Linked DNA regions of Mus musculus: region 2 is linked to region 1. A link is a loop called in an ENCODE intact Hi-C map of the cell type or tissue named here. Cell type or tissue: heart. All regions are shown on one strand.

Region 1 (8,000 bases):
GCTAGCCAAGCTACATAGCCAGATCTTGTCTCAAAAAAAGACCCTCACCTTCATTTTATTTTTTCTAAAAAGTTAGCTATATTCAAGATCCATTAGCTCAGCTATGAATGGTAGTGCTGGTATATGCTGTCATCCCATCATCTGGGATGCTAAGACACAGAATTACTGAGTTCAAGGCCATCCTGGTCTATACAATGAGTACCTGGTCAGCTTGGGTTACATAGTAAAACCTTGCCTAAAAGTAAACTTTCATTATCTCAATAAAGCCAACACCTTAAGTCCCATGAAGCTTTTCCTGAGCTTTGGCTGCCTTTGATGTCACTGCCTCTTGTGCCTGTCTCACCAAATGACCAGCAAATGCCATGATGGATGTAAGCTACAGGCTCACTGTTCTGTACTGCACAGAATGGAAAGTAACAAAAATCACATTCCCACCAGGACCTGTTCTAAGGGCTTTATATTAACACAGTAAAACTACATTGTAAGCTTGGTGTGGTGGCCTGTGCTTATAATACACGAACCCAGAAATTGAGGCAGGAGAACTTAATTTGAGATCAGCCTAGGCTATACAGTAAAGTTTGGGCTAAAGAGACAGCATCTCAAAGAAAAGAATAAAAACCACACTATAACCCTCGACATTATTTCCTCTCCTATTTTCATACTGGGTAACCCAATTTTAGTGACTCAAGAGGCCAGTAAGCAGGACTAAAGTTTGACTGGTCCTTGCTCTCTGATCCCTCTATATATGACTGGATACCACAGATATTTCTTTTAAAGTTTATTAATTTTTAAAATGAAAATAATGAACAGGAAAAAAAAAAAAAAGCATGCCATTCAAAATGGTACCCAAGGCAGAGTGAAGCCAGACAGAGCATGCTGGCATACACCAGTATGATAAGGCAAGAGGATCTTGAATTTGAGTCTAGCTTGGTTGAATTTGATTCTAGCTTGGGCTAGTCAGCAAGATCTTGTCTCAAAAGTAATATTAAAAATGTTAGACTGGTTAAAAATGTACTGTTTGCACTAAAAAATGGTTTAGGAAAATTAAAGCATGTACACAACATCTTTAGAATGTAAAGCAGTATGTAGGTTAACTGGCAGCGACAGAAAGCGAACATGTCAGTTCTGAACGTATCACAAGGCTGTAAGGATAAAGGAGCATGCAGGCAGCACTTTGCAGTAAACCTGATTAGCATAGTGAGGCCGCAGTAACGCAGATACCACCATTAATTATATTCCCCAGGCTTGCTCATCTCTACAGCTTTACTCATGTCACCATCCTGTCTAAGTATCCTCTGTTCTTACAATGAGCTGGAGTCACTGACTCTCCCCACGCTATCAGCTAAGCTCAACGTTCTTCAGAAAGTTTCTCTTGACACATTCAGGTTGGCTTTCCTGCCTGAGCAGTTTGGGAAGAGCCTGTCTGTCATCACTTCCCACAGTCTGGTTAGCAGCTTTGTCACTGAGCCCAGGAGCAGTTTCAGGGGGACAAGTTAGGCTCAAAGACGACTGATGTATTAACCAGAAGGCCAATAACTACATCTATACCAAAAGGGCTAGCCCTAGCTGTAACTTTACCAAGCTTAAAGTTCTCATGGCAACACTAAAAGAAAAGTACAATGCTGTGCCCATGCTACAGTTAGATTAGACAACATCCTAAGACCAGAATCTACTACAGCACTTTGAATAGAGCTTGGACCACCTCTTTGGCAGAAACTTCCAGATGAAACTATGAAGGGTATAAGGAAGGTGGCCCCTCCCTTTGATCCTGCAAGGACTGTGCACCACCACTCCTGGTCTGGACTCATACAGAGAAACCCTCACACCGCCTAAGTTAGCTCTCTTGCACCAGCCACTCCAACTTCTACAGATATCATCCCAAACCTCTCCCGGAAACACAAGTCTTTCTTGGAGTATACAAAATTAGGTTTAAGCTTTCTGACCACAAACACATTCCAAACATGCCTTCCTTGGGGTTATAGCTGGGTCAGTTTGGCTTGAATTTAAAGTTTTCCCTGAAATTTGTCAAACTCTATTTACAAAACGTCTCTTGGCTTATGTCTGCATCTCCTCTATAGATAGCAAATTTGTATTTATTTTTTTATTTTATTCTCTGATGGTCATTTATTCAACAAATTCTCAACTGTTTCCAGAACAGTATGTTCTAGACCCCGATGATAAACACAATGAACAAAACAGGCAAAATTTCTGAAACCTTGCACAACTTTTTTTGGTGTCTCTCTCTAGGTACTTTAGACACTTCATAGACAGTCTTCTCCAAGCTGTGTCTCTTAGCTAACAATGGCGTAGATGTCTGTGAGCCAGCTAAATTCACTGGGTTACTTTCTTCCTAACTAGAGTAGGACTAGAACAGTCCCTGAGAAAAAAGATGCAAAATCTAATCAAGGTATAGGGGAGGCCAAGTATGACCTCTAATTCCAGCACTCAGGAGGCAGAGGCAGGTGGATCTCTCTAAGTCTAAGGCCAGCCTGGTCTACAGAGTGAGCTCCAGGACAGCCAGGGCTACACAGAGAAACCCTGTCTCAAAATAAAACAACAAAAATGTAGGGAAGAATACAAATGACAAGAATAATCTTAAGTCAACAAGGAAAATGAGATTGTGGGATGGCAGCTAGTAAAAACTTTAGATTCGGGCTGGAGAGATGGCTCAGTGGTTAAGAACACTGACTGCTCTTCCAGAGATCATGAGTTCAATTCCCAGCAACCACATGCTCAAAACCATCTGTAACGGGATCTGATGCCCTCTTCTGGTGTGTCTGAAGAGAGCAATGGTATACTCATATACATAAACTAAATAATTCTTAAAAAAAAAAAAAAACTTTAGATTTATCAGACAGGCCACAGTGATGAAGGATCTGCATCTAGGGGTCATTTAGAAGGAAATAAAGAATTGACATAGAGAAAGCAGAGATATGTTGTCATATGCCTATAGACCCAACAACTGGGACGTTGATGCCTGAGAATCTCAAGTTGGAGGCCAGCTTGTGTACATAAAAGACTCTCAAAAACAAACAAACAAACAACAGAAAAAGCAAAGCTGAAGTTAGGATGGAAATGTCACTCTAAGGACCCAAGGGGCAAGGAGATAAAGTGGAGACTACCTCCAAGTCTACTCTGGATGTGAAGGGAAAAACATGAATCAAGGGTTGGGGAGAAAGCATGAGGCAAGGCCTTACAAAATAGCACTAGACAGACAAGGTAAAATAGGGCAAAAAAGACCAGGTAAGAAAATAGACACTACTGCTCTAAAGTAGGAAACCAAGAGCAAGGCTGGTTTATAACAAGAATGGCTGCCCTCACCAAATATTTACAAAGTCACAGCATCTGGGGAGGTAGCTCAGTGGTACAGTACACACCTAGCATACTCAAACTTGTAAGTTCAGGCCTAAAGATGGCTCAGAGGTCAAGAGTACTAGCTGCTCTTGCAAAGGACCTGGGTTTCTTCTCATCACCCACATGATAGTTTACAAACATCTGTAACTTCAGACCCAGAGGGTCGGAAGCCCTCTTCTGGTTTCAGTGGCTTTGTATGCTCAGGGTGCAGTCTTCAGACAAAACACTCTCATACATATAAAACAAAAACAAAAATAAAAATAAGGGCTGGAGAGATGGTTCAGAGGTTAAGAGCATTGACTGCTCTTCCAAAGGTCCTGAGTTCAATTCCCAGCAACCACATGGTAGCTTACAACCATCTGTAATAGAATCTGATGCCCTCTTCTGGTGTGTTTGAAGACAGCTACAGTGTATTCAAATACATAAAATAAATTAATAACTATTAAAAAACAAAAAAACAAAAATAAATAGAATCTCAAAGTCTTGAGTTGTATCATAAAGAATGACAAAGAGGAAAAACAACTACACAAAGTGAAAAGAAAACAGAAAAAAGCAAGCAGTGACCACTAGATCAACCAACTCGGGGGCCTCACTGAACAATATCTGTAGAGAAAACGTTTAGAGCACAACTCTACACTTCAGGTTCTTTCTGAATTAATACTGAGAGAACCCAGCAATGGGTTCTTCTTACTCCAAACAAAGCAATTCCTTATTCTAACCAACATTCTTTGTCCATCTAGGAAGGTCATTTTTTTCCACTGAGGAGAAAGTCTCACAGGAAAGGGACAGAGTGGACACACAAAACCCATGGGATGTTGGAGCCTGCTAGTGACTTCCCTGGAATGCAGAAGACCTAGGAGACGCACAGCTCCTGCTATAGTAGGCTTCAAGTTCTCAACAGAAAAATTATTTAGCAAAGTATTTTGTATTTGTTTTTTTTTTTAAAGGATGCTTAAAGCATGCGGTCTTCCAAAAATCCAGAGATAATTTTAGATTGAAAAAAATCTAGGCTTGCCAAGGGAATCTGAGAACTTTTCTATCTTGGTCTCCAATGCTAACCTACGTATTCGTGTGCAAAAATAGAGGAAGATTAGAATCTCAAATGCCAGACTGAAAAGTTGCCACAACAAACTTGCACTCTTCATATGGAGTCTGTGATCTTGTCAGCAAGAAAGCAAATAAAACAGCAATAAAACCTTGTTTAATATGTATATCTTATATGTATATGTATCACACACATAAATATCAAATATAAAGAAAGTATTCTCTGAACTTGTAAAAGAAATGATCTTTTTAAAGATTACAAGGAAAAACTTACTATTTTCAAGGCACATAAAAACCTCCAAACGCACACCGAATCAAGCTCGCAAGTAGTCTTTTACAAATACATTCTTAGAACTTTAAGCCTAAAATAAGATAATAAGACAACAATGGTTACCTGGATGACTATACTGCCACTTGGGAAATATGTCTTAAAAATAAAAACAAATACAAAGGCAAGGCCTCTTGGCCTGTGTCTTTAATTCTAGCACTTGAGAAACTGAAGCAGAGAGATCTCTGTGAGCTTAAGGCCAATCTGGTCTACACCGTGGGGGTCTGTTCAAAATAAGTATGAGTAAATAAACAAATTTTTTAAAAAAGGTTAAAAATGTTAAAGCAATTATGAGAAGCAAACACAGATGTAATTTTCTACAACAGTGCGTTTGAGGTTTCCAAGCATATCCACAAGGAGAAAAACGGAATGTTACCTTTGACCCCCATTTGTAAATTTAGCCGAAGACAATAATCAAATAAATCCTTTTTGCCACAAGTGTTTTTTCTTGTGACAGGGACAATCAAATATTCATTAGAGTTTGGATAAATTATGGTACTCGATGTTCTACTACAAAACCTCTAAGAGTGACAGTATATATATCTGCACTTACTGATGTCACCAAAATGTTAGGAGCGGTTGTCACCGAGTCGCCGTGGTCATTTTCCCTCCTGACACTTTGTATACAGTGGCGAGTGTTTTTTACAAGGACAGAAGAATGAATCGCTTTCATAATGGCAACGGGTGGGGAAGGGCAAGGACAATCTATTTTCAAACTGGGGGCTCCCCAGGCTGATCGTTTCCCAGGCAATTTTGGTTAAAGTATAAACAAAATTCTTATCATGCCAAACAGGCATGCTCTTTTTCCCCTGCTCCACGAGGAGCAGGAAGACACACCCCTGACCCCGGCGCTCGCCCGACGGGTGTGGGTCCTTCCTCAGTCCTAGCCCAGCCTCGGCCCTCCTCTGACCCCCGCCGCGCCCACGGGCTCAGAGGGAGCCAGGAAGGGGCGCGCGGCCGGCCGGGGAGCCGCGGGGCGGCCTGAGGGCAGCGGCGCCCGCCTGTGCCCGTGGACCCAGGTCGCCCACAGGCCGCCAGCCCCGGGCGCACGGCGCCCCGAGCTTCCGGGAGCGGATCCCCCGCGGCGGCCCAAGGCAGCCGCGTCCTTCAGCGCCAACGCGCCCCTCAGGGTCTCGTCCCGGGCGCGCGCCGAGAGGCCCCTCCGGGCTTCCGTCCGCCCGGCCAGCGCCCGCCGAGCCCGGCGTCCTCCACAGCAGGCGGGCGAGGGACGGCGCCGAGGGAAGCGGCACCCCGCGAGCTCGCCTCGATGCCAGTCGCCCTTGCGACCCGCCGCCCGCTACCCCTAGCCAGTCCCCGCCGACCCGAGCCCGCTGGCGACCGTACCTCACCTGCGAAGCGCCCCGGCTCCGGCGCACCGCCCGGACCGGCTGTGTACACCGGAAGTGACGTCGGCGGGCGGCCCCGCCCCCGCCCCAGGCGGTCGCTGCGGTTTCCCCGGCCGGAGCCCACCCTCCCCTCGTGCTGGATGGGCGGCGGCGAAGCTCTGCGTTCCCTCCCTGTTTCCAGACCTAGTCGGAACCCTGCTGAGGGGCTCGGTTGCGTCCTCGCGTATTTATCATTGAAATTAATGATAGAACCATTGATCGCTAGACATCACACCTGACAGACGATGTAGGAGCGGGATAGTACTAGCACCCTCAGGGATTGCTTCGTGAGCGGTGCCAACAGAATACTACTGTCACAAATCACTGTAATGATGTAGTGCCATTTGTGGCAGATGGTAGGAGGGGAAAGTAGAAGAGAGAAGGAGAGAGTACCCCGACCCAATGGAAGTGGATGTCCAGATAATTACCCTCCGGGTTAGATCAAGAGCTAAGATCCCTAAAAGAAAAAGGAAAAAAAAAAAAAAAAAAAAGGAATTTTAAAACAAAACCTGAGGAGGACTACATGACAGCACACAGCAAAACACAAATAGGCGAAAGGGACCCGAGATCGTAGCTCGGAGATAGAGTACTACTCAACTTGTCAGGGGCACATATTACAGCCCCAGGGTTTTGCAATGAGAGTTTGGGAGGTTAAGACACATGTTTTAGGCTGGGAGTGGTGGTGCATACCTTTAAGTCCCAGTCACTCAGAAGACAGAAGCAGGCAGATTTCTATGAATTTGAACCCTGCCTGGTCTACATAGCAAATCCAGGGCTAGCCAAGGCTACATAGAACCTGTCTCAAAAAAAAAAAAAAAAAAAAAAACCACACACACACAAAAGGTGAATAATTATCAAATGTTTCATTGTCAGAAAACTAGAGAAGATAGGATTTATCTAAGAACATTCCAAACTCCCTGTTTTAAACAAGGGCTTATTTGGCAGTACTTGGGAAGCTGTCAGGATTGCCCAGACTCGAGGTCTGAAACCCGGAGGCAGGAATGGTTGTATCAGGCTGAAATCCAGTTTAGTGGTAAAGCACTTACTTAGCACAGGACAGGCATTGGGTTCACCCTCAGCATTAGGGGAAAGTATGGATGTAGATTTTGATGCAGTATTTGAAAACAACAAAATCTTTCAGGACTGGGTTGTGCTTGGCCCCAGATCCTAGGGTGCTAGAGACTCAGTGATCATTAAAGGTCCACCCAGGTCAGGGGCTACAAAGTTGACGTTCTCACAGTGATAAAGATGAAAGACATAAACACTTAGAGGAGTAACTGAAATGAAGGCAAATTTATTACAGAGAAATAAAGAAAAGTTAAAAAAGGGTGGTTGTGGGGCTGGTGAGATGGCTCAGTGGGTAAGAGCACCCGACTGCTCTTCCAAAGGTCCTAAGTTCAAATCCCAGCAACCACATGGTGGCTCACAACCACCCGTAATGAGATCTGATGCCCTCTTCTGGAGTGTCTGAAGACACCTACAGTGTACTTACATATAATAAATAAATAAATAAATCTAAAAAAAAAAAAAAAACGGTGGTTGTCTGAGTCTCTGTCTCAGGCCAGCCTGGTCTACAGAGTGAGTTCCAGGACAGTCAGGGCTATACAGAGAAGAAACCCTGTCCAAAAAAAAAAAAAGGTGGTAGTAGTAGTGGTATACACAGGGGGGAAAAAAAAGTAGCACATTTACTATGTTCTGGGGCCTGGGCAATGGCTCAGTGGTTAAGAGCACTGGTACTTCTGGCACCCACCTGGTGGTTCACAACCATCATTACTCCAATTCCAGGTGATCTGATACCCTCTTCTGACCTCCTCAGGCACCAGGCACACATACAGGCATGTAAAGCACTCATACACATAAAAGAAAATAAATCCATTCAACAAAATAAA
Region 2 (8,000 bases), 57 kb before region 1:
ACTCCCCACTCATCATCCAAAAGTCATCCTCCTGCTGTTATGTCATATATTGGCATGTGTGGATAATGTAATAACACATGTATGTGTTGGTCTGGTGAGATGGCTCAGCAGGTAAGAGCACTGACTGCTCTTCCGAAGGTCCTGAGTTCGAATCCCAGCAACCATAAGGTGGCTCATAACCATCTGTAGTGAGATACAACGCCCTCTTCTGGTGTGTCTAAAGACAGCTACAGTACTTACATATAATAATAAAAAATAAAATCTTTGGGCCAGAGAGAGCGGAGGTCCTGAGTTCAATTTCCAACAACCACATGATGGCTCACAGCCATCTGTACAGCACAGAGTGTATGCAATAAAAGCCACCCTTTTCACCAAGATGGTACCGAAAGCGAAGAAGGAAGCTCCTGCCCCTCCCAAAGCCAAAGCCTTGAGAGCTAAGAAGGTGGTGCTAAAAGGCGACCATAGCCACAAAAAAAGATCAGAAAGTCACCCACCTTTCAGCGGACCCAAGACCCTGTGGCTCCAAAGGCAGCCAAAATATCCTCGAAATAGTGCACCCAGAAGAAACAAGCTTGACCACTGTGCTATCATCAAATTCCCACTGACCACCGAGTCAGCCATGAAGAAAATAAAGGACTACAACATGCTTGTGTTCATTGTGGATGTCAAGGCCATCAAGCACCAGATCAAAGAGGCCGTGAAGAAACTCTATGACATTGATGTGGCCAAAGTCCATACCCTGACAAGGCCTGACAGAGAGAAGAAGGCGTATGTTCGCTTAGCTCTTGATTATGATGCTCTAGATGTTGCCAACAAGATTGGGGTCATCTAAACTGAGTCCAGATGGCTAATTCTAAATATACACTTTTTTTCCCACCATAAATAAATAAGTCTTTTAAAAAATATGTGCATGTTTGTGAGAGACAGACACAGGGGGAAGGGTGTCTTGTTTCTGTAACCCATAATGGTGTAAGCTTAAGGATCCTCTGTCAGCCTCCTAAGGGACAGCAAGACAGACATGTACACCCATGGTTGGCTGAATAAACTCTTGATTAGTTTGCTGACAATTATTTTCCTAAAAATGAAGTAACACTCCCACTTCAGCATTCCCAATGAGCACATACTTGTACAGGCCCAACATCTCTAACCCAAAAACAGGAAATGTTCAAAATACAAACTTTCTGATGCTACAGTGACAACACAAGAGAAGAATTCCACAGATGATCTCAAGTGCAAGGTCACAGTGAAAATTCAGAGCACCACAAATACTATGTAATACTATGCAAAACCAGCACTGGCCTAGGGCACAGCAGTCTGAAACACAGGTGATCATGTATTTACACTTCATTCTCACAATACCTCATCATACCCATGGGCAAATACTTTCAAAACAAAACCAAAACGGCTGGAATCGGAAATACTTCTGGTCTCTAGCATTTCATGTCAGACACTTGATCTTGGCTTTCCAAGAGAAAAAACAAAACAAAAGAAAACCTCAAAGCAAAAACCAATTTTTATCATTACAAAAAGCAGACAGCAGAGGGAGCCTTTGCAAGCAGTAACAGATGCCATTTCAGAAGGTACAGTAAATTACAAAGGAAATGAACCACACAGGCAGTGAGTGTTCTGTCAGTTTTGTTCTCAGCCTGCAGGCCTCATGCCTTTCCCACATGCAGACTGTGTTTTCCCAAGTGTGGCCTCTGGCCACCTGCACCAGGATTACCTGAGGTGCTTATTAAGCATGCAGATTGCCAGCATCCCCTGAGTGTCAGAAATCTCCATCTTCAGCTGGCTCTCAGGGGTCTGCTACCTTCAAAGTTTGAGAAACCAGGCTTTAAAGACTTGGAGCTGCCAATCACCTCTGACCCAAGGTAGAAAATAAACTAGCTTTGTAGAAGCTGTTTATGATCACCCAATTCTATATAAGTTATGTCTGTTTTTCTCAAAATGAGAATCCATATAAGGTCAATGTTTTCCAATGAGCTAGGTATGATAACATACATAGGTAATCCCAGTTCAAGAGGTGGAGGCAAAAGAATCAGGAGTTCAAGGTCATGTTTAGATACACAGTGGGCTTTTAGGCCACCCTATGTTTATGTAAGACTCTGTCTCAACAACAATAATAAAAACTTTTGAATGAGAATTAAATTAGGAATTCAAATTGCAGAGTGCTGGCCCAGAATGCCTGGGTTTGGTCCCCAGCATCCTGTAAAACTGAGCTTGGCAATGCATACCTATAATCCCAACACTTAGGAGGTGGAAGCAGGAGGATCAGAAGTTCAAGGCTATCCTTAGCTACAAGGTTGCCCTTCACTACAAAGCAAGTTTAAACAAGCCTGGAATACGTGAGACACCATCTCAAGATAGACAGACAGACAGACACTGAGAGTTATTAGAGGGTTAAAAAGATGACTCAGCCAGTAAAGGCATTTGCCAGCAAATCTAATGACCTGAATCCAGTCCCCAGAATCTACAAAGACAGAGGGAGAGAATGGACTCTTCCTGCAAGGTGTCCACTGCCCTCCACATAAATATATTAAAAAAACAATTCAGCTTCAGCTTCATTTTCTGTATACACTTTTCTCCAAAAACCTTGTGTGGTTGCTTCTCAATCCAAAAGTCTCTTGGCCTGTTTTTCTGTAATATAGCTCAAACCAGTACTTGCCAATATCCCTTACTGCTATCTAAGTGAAACTAATTATTTTAGGGCAAAATGAATCTTTTGATCTTTCCCTTTACTTGCTGTGATCACTGTGAGGTTACACCTTTTCTCATCTCCTTGTGCAGTGTCTTCTTTCCTCATGTATGAGGTCATATCCCTGGCCTGCTTCCTTGTTTATAGGAGCTTTTGTCTTAGAAAACAAACTATGAATAACCCTTTATCTTTTGAAGTGTTACAAATATAACAAAAAACAGTTTTGTTTGTCCCCAGATTTACAATGAGAATGAATATATAATGATATAAGCTCAAGCTTATCAGGGTTGTAACTGAAAAGATAGACTTGAGAGAAAATTCTAGTCTCTCCTCAGCTTTAGAAAAATAAAGGGTGACTCAGTGAGAGCAAAAGACACTAAACCCTGTGGCTTCAGTAAGAAGATAACACTGCTCATTATGGTCTATTACTTATATGCCAGTTGCCTGTGGTCAAAGGAGCTCTTTCTCAGAGGTCTTAGATTCACCATCATAGCCAAGCCAAACAGACTCCAACACCGCCCTGCTACCTGAGAAGTGCACAGGTAGCAAGCACTACTATGTCAGGTTGCAAAGATGTGAAAGATACACAGCCTTCAGAGTTTAGGCTTCTATTAAAAAGAGTCATGTTACCATGTGGATGGGACTTGAACCACAATTCTGGAACCTTCAAGACTGATCTGGGGTGCATAGGCTTCTTTATTTTCAATCTGTGCTGTGTCAACAACCACCTAGAAAAGAAACAAAGACAACCGCAGTTCAGAGAGATTTCAGTATCAAACATTCAAATACATAAGCGTATTAGTCACTCAGTAACCGGCAGAACTGTCTGCAGCACATCTGCACTGCAGTGAGACCAGTGAGACCCCCAGAGATAACAGCAAGCAATGATGCGCAAACACACAGAAACCAAACTCTAATTGTGGGGTCTACTCGATTTTGTAGGCATTTTCTACACTGTAGTTGTTCTAATTACAAATTATTCAAGATAAATGTGGTTGTATATTTCTGTCATCCCAACACCTGTGAGGCCATGGCAGATGGATGAGTTTGCAGTCAGCCTGTGCAATATGTGACCCTGTCTCAAAATGAAGAAATAAATAAGTCTGGAGAGCTGGCTCATATGTTGAGAGTACTTCCTGTTCTTTCAGAGGACTTGAGTCCCAACACACATATCAGGCTGCTTGCTCACTGCCACCTGCAACTCTAGTTCCAGGAGATCCAATGCTCTCATTTGGCCTCCAAAGATAATACACACACACAAAATTTAACTTAAAAATAAAGTCCTAAGATAAAACTTTAAATGGGAAAGGACTGGAAAAAAGAGAAAAAGAAAGTGAAGGATAAGAGAAAGAGAAAGGGAAGAGAGTTGATGCATCTTTTATTTTAGGAGTTTGTTCTTGTTTTGATCTTTTCAAGACAGTGTTTCTCTGTATAGCTATGGCTGTCCTAGACCTTGCTCAATAAACCAGGCTGGCCTCAAATTCGGGGATCCACCTGCCTCTGCCTCTGCCTCTACCTCCTGAATGCTGAGATTAAAGGTATGCACCACTACACAGCTATTTTAGTGTTTTTGTTTTTTTAAACGTTATATACGTGAAAGAAAAAAAAGATGTCAGAAACTGAACCAAGCTGGGCCCAGTGATGCAGACCTGTTTTCTAAGCTCCTTACAAGGGTGAGGCAGAAAGACTACAAATTCAAGGGCTGGGGATATGGCTCACTAGTAGAAAAACACATCTCCATTTTGGAAGGAGTTAAGCTACGCATAGGTACTTTTCATGATTCCAAACACAGCTTCCAGTGTGTTCATTTCCACGGTTATAAATAAACAGGGTTCTTATGGCTGGACCTTTGAGAAACATTTCCTGTCCAAGGAACAGCCTTTGTTGGACCTGACAGGTGTTTCCTCTCTCCTCCTCCTATGGCTATGGTCCTAAACGCCTTTGTCAGCTACAACAAAGGCCCTACCATCAATGGTAGGGAAGTAAAAAGTTCCTGGATTCTGCGTATAATTACACTCCCCCCACCCCTTAGCTTAAACTGATTTCTCAAAACTGCCTTCTCCTGCTGTACTCTGTGTTCTGGAGCACACATTGCCATAGTGCCAGCTTCAGCTGACACAGTCCTGGTCTCCAGGAAACTGGCTCAGTCTCTCTATTATAGGTTAGCAGAGTGACCCTTGTTTCTTGCTTTTCTTTCTATATGAATCTTCAAGGAAATGGAGCCCAGGTCTGTACACTGTCTCTGAAGTAATCTGCATGAAACAGGGACAAAGACAATTTTAATCTGTTTTTTTTTCATGAATAAAGCAGAAATCAGACTACAAAGAGTACCTATAAAAAAGTTTTTTATTTATTTATTTTTTAGACAGGGTCTCACTCTCAAACCATGAATATGAGGCAGAATCTAGTACATACAAGCTACTTGGGTCGACATGGCAGACAATAAAAGCTAACAGTGATCACAGATGCTGAGCTCTGGACCTGGTCTGACTTCACCTGAAGTTTCTTTAGTTTTTATTTTCCTTCCCTTTTCTCTGACAGGTAAAAGATAGATTTTTACCTGAAGCAGATACTGCCACTTTCTTGTACAAAAGGTAATGGGCAGAGAGCTAGGATAGGAAATGATTGGGTTGGGGCCCTAGCTCACCTTTACAGGGGCTGACCTGTAAAGGTGAGAAGAACAAGCCACATTTAGAGAGGTCAGAGAACAGGCAGAGTACAGAGGACTGAGATAGGAGGCCACCAGCCCAGCTCACTTGAGCAACAGGAAACTCCAGTGTTGCTGCAGATCAGTCAGGCCAGTCAAGGCCCACACAGGCAGTACTAATGTGTTTGTTACTCTAAGATGAGGAAAGCGTACAACATCACCATTTTGTAAATAGATTCCCAGCAAATACAGGTTACAAAGGTATTAAAACAAACAAACAACAAAACTTTCAGTTCTGAAGAGAGAGCAGGGTCTTCCTATGTATCTCAGGCTAGCCTCCAACTCTTCCTTTTGCCTCAGTCTGTGCAGTGTTTTGCATTGTGCTCTCATGCTCTCACATATACTCACCAGCCCTGCCTGGCCGAACAGCAGCTGCACAGCAGTCTTACAGGCACCCCGCCACATGGACGGGCACACCTGATTCAGGACTTCAGTCACAGGAAGATCATCCCTAGGTGTGATTCCATTGTAGCAGCCTGCTTCCTTGATGAGCTGTAACATGGTATGCTACAGATTGACAAGAGAGAGGACAGTTCACATCTCAAGACTCTTGACACTGGCAAGGCTACAAAACTTATAGGGGTTATTTATGCAACCACCCTCAAGAGAGGCACTCTGAGAGCACCCAGATCATGCCATTTGGAAAAAAAAAAGTTTTTGGAGGCAGGATCTCACTATGTGTCCTTGGCTGGCCTAGAACTCTCTTTGTTCTGAGAGAGGCCAAGTTTCAGGTCCAGGCATATTACTTTGGGCTTCAGTTCCTTTGTCAAATTGGAATGGGGGAATACTCATGCCTCAATGAGACACTTAATTAAATAAAACAATGTATGAGAAGCACTTTGTTGTATTTCCCATGATGCTTTACAACTGATTATTATTACTGCACTAAGATTTCTATTACTTAATTCTCAAAACTCCACCAGCAACTATTAAGCATCAACAGCTCATGGTGTACTCTCAAACTCTTAAAGATCTGAACAAAATTATTAATAAAACTTGCTCAGTAAATGTCTTCTTATGTTATCCCAGGGTAAAGTGTGGCTCAGTGTCTGCTTTGCATATGTAAAGCAGAGTTAAACCCCTAGCATCATACACAAAAAAAGGAGAGACATCACAGGCCTACATTTGGCCATCACTGTACTCAGAAAAGTTAGAGCCTCCTTCCATGATTCCCATTTTAGTTTTTAAATGTATATTCTTCAAAAGCCCTTGAGTTTCCTGTAACAGCTCTATTCCAAGTTCATGCTCAGGTACTGGAACCCAGGGAATCCACAGAAAGATACCGTCTTAAGCTTCAGATTGTCGGCAGCCGACTCATTAAAGGAGACCCCCTTCAGGAAGTGCGATCCTATCTGCACAGGAACCGTGGGGAGCTCACACTGCATGGGCTGTGGGGGTGTCTGCCTTCGCCCTGTCTGCTGAGCTTCCGCCTCACTGCAGCAGCCCTGGAAGAAGTTTGAATAGGGGAGTGGAGGTGATCCACAGCTCATGTGATGAGCATTTGGTACCCACACGACTGAGTGAACAACTCCCATAAAGTCCTAGAGCCGCTGGAGAGAAAAGTGTACCTGCAAACTTGCTTCAATGGCCTTTGGGTTTAGATGGAAGCCAGCTTTCATTGCATATTCACAGTGGCCTAAGCTTTCCAAAGCTATTTTATAAGCCTGTAAGAATCAAGATCATGTAGCAGATTAGAATATGACAAAGTCTGACAAAAATAGGAACTTAACATTTCTACAGTTGTGGGGAGTGGATCTGGAAGGAGTTAGTTAAGGAGAGTGGAGTGAATACACTGTATGTATACATGAAATTCTTGAAAAATAAATACATTATGTTAAAATTTTCCTACAGTTATTGAGACTTGAGGACCTATTATTACTGTTACCTTTTTGAGTGGTCCAACTTCCCCCTTGGTGACTTGCATCTAACAGTATTGACAACACACTTACCTGCAAAGCACTGTCGATTTTTATGTTTAGCTCTTTTAGCTGGTGCTCAGGAATTGCTGCACTTTGAGAACAAAAGAGTTGTTGGACTTCGATTCCTGCCAGGCATCCATCACAGCCTCTCTCTCTCAATCTAGATGTCGCCTATGACATAAATAGTAACGAGTAGGTAAAGAAAGGCAATTATAGTTACTAGTAAAATTCAAACAGTACCAGCAGCGACAAATCCCATACCTAAAATGAACTACGTGAGCTGGATATACACCAGGGTTTTGGACCAGTCACACTACAAAGTCAGACTGAAACTTTACAGACTTAACTTTTGGAGATGATCTTACCATGTAACCCAGGCTGGTCTCAAACTTACAACTGGCATGCCTCAGCCTCCTACGCACTAGGATTACAAGCCTATACTGCCACCTCTAGCCAAGTAACATTTCTAGGAGTTAAGTCTCTATTCTTCCAGGTCAGGATAGAAATGTTAATATTTACAAAATGCACAGAACTGCAGGAAAGAAAACTAACAGCTTTAATGCTGTCAAGCTCAAGGTTTTCAATTTCACAAGCCATGTGTGCACACCAGGCTGTCTGTCTAACCAAGCCCTGAAACCTAATACATAGACTTAAGATTAAAACCAGCTGACTTCTAAGA

Evidence for each region. Hi-C counts contacts between places; a loop is a spot of excess contacts. Peaks named below come from ENCODE experiments on the same cell type or tissue, not always from the same donor. Only the 100,000 strongest peaks of a DNase experiment are listed, where the experiment ranks them.
Region 2: it touches region 1 in a loop (8-fold over the local background); 15 of 42 quality-filtered maps call a loop at or near these places.

Annotation. Positions count from the first base shown.
Region 1 is chr7:34,307,417-34,315,416 of GRCm38, forward strand. Garre1 (granule associated Rac and RHOG effector 1) reads right to left here and starts at 6,131. Exons shown (of 14, transcript NM_172741.3): 1 at 6,076-6,131. In heart, CTCF peaks have their summits at 2,763 (motif pointing left) and 3,747 (motif pointing left); DNase peaks (open chromatin) are centred at 5,605 and 6,115; H3K4me3 peaks cover 3,501 bases; H3K27ac peaks cover 2,411 bases.
Region 2 is chr7:34,250,662-34,258,661 of GRCm38, forward strand. It overlaps Garre1 (granule associated Rac and RHOG effector 1), which reads right to left. Exons shown (of 14, transcript NM_172741.3): 4 at 7,352-7,492; 5 at 6,971-7,066; 6 at 6,686-6,847; 7 at 5,751-5,909; 8 at 3,326-3,423. Among named protein-coding and RNA genes, the nearest start is that of Gm12758, 20 kb to the left of the region's middle. In heart, a CTCF peak has its summit at 1,531 (motif pointing right); a DNase peak (open chromatin) is centred at 4,640.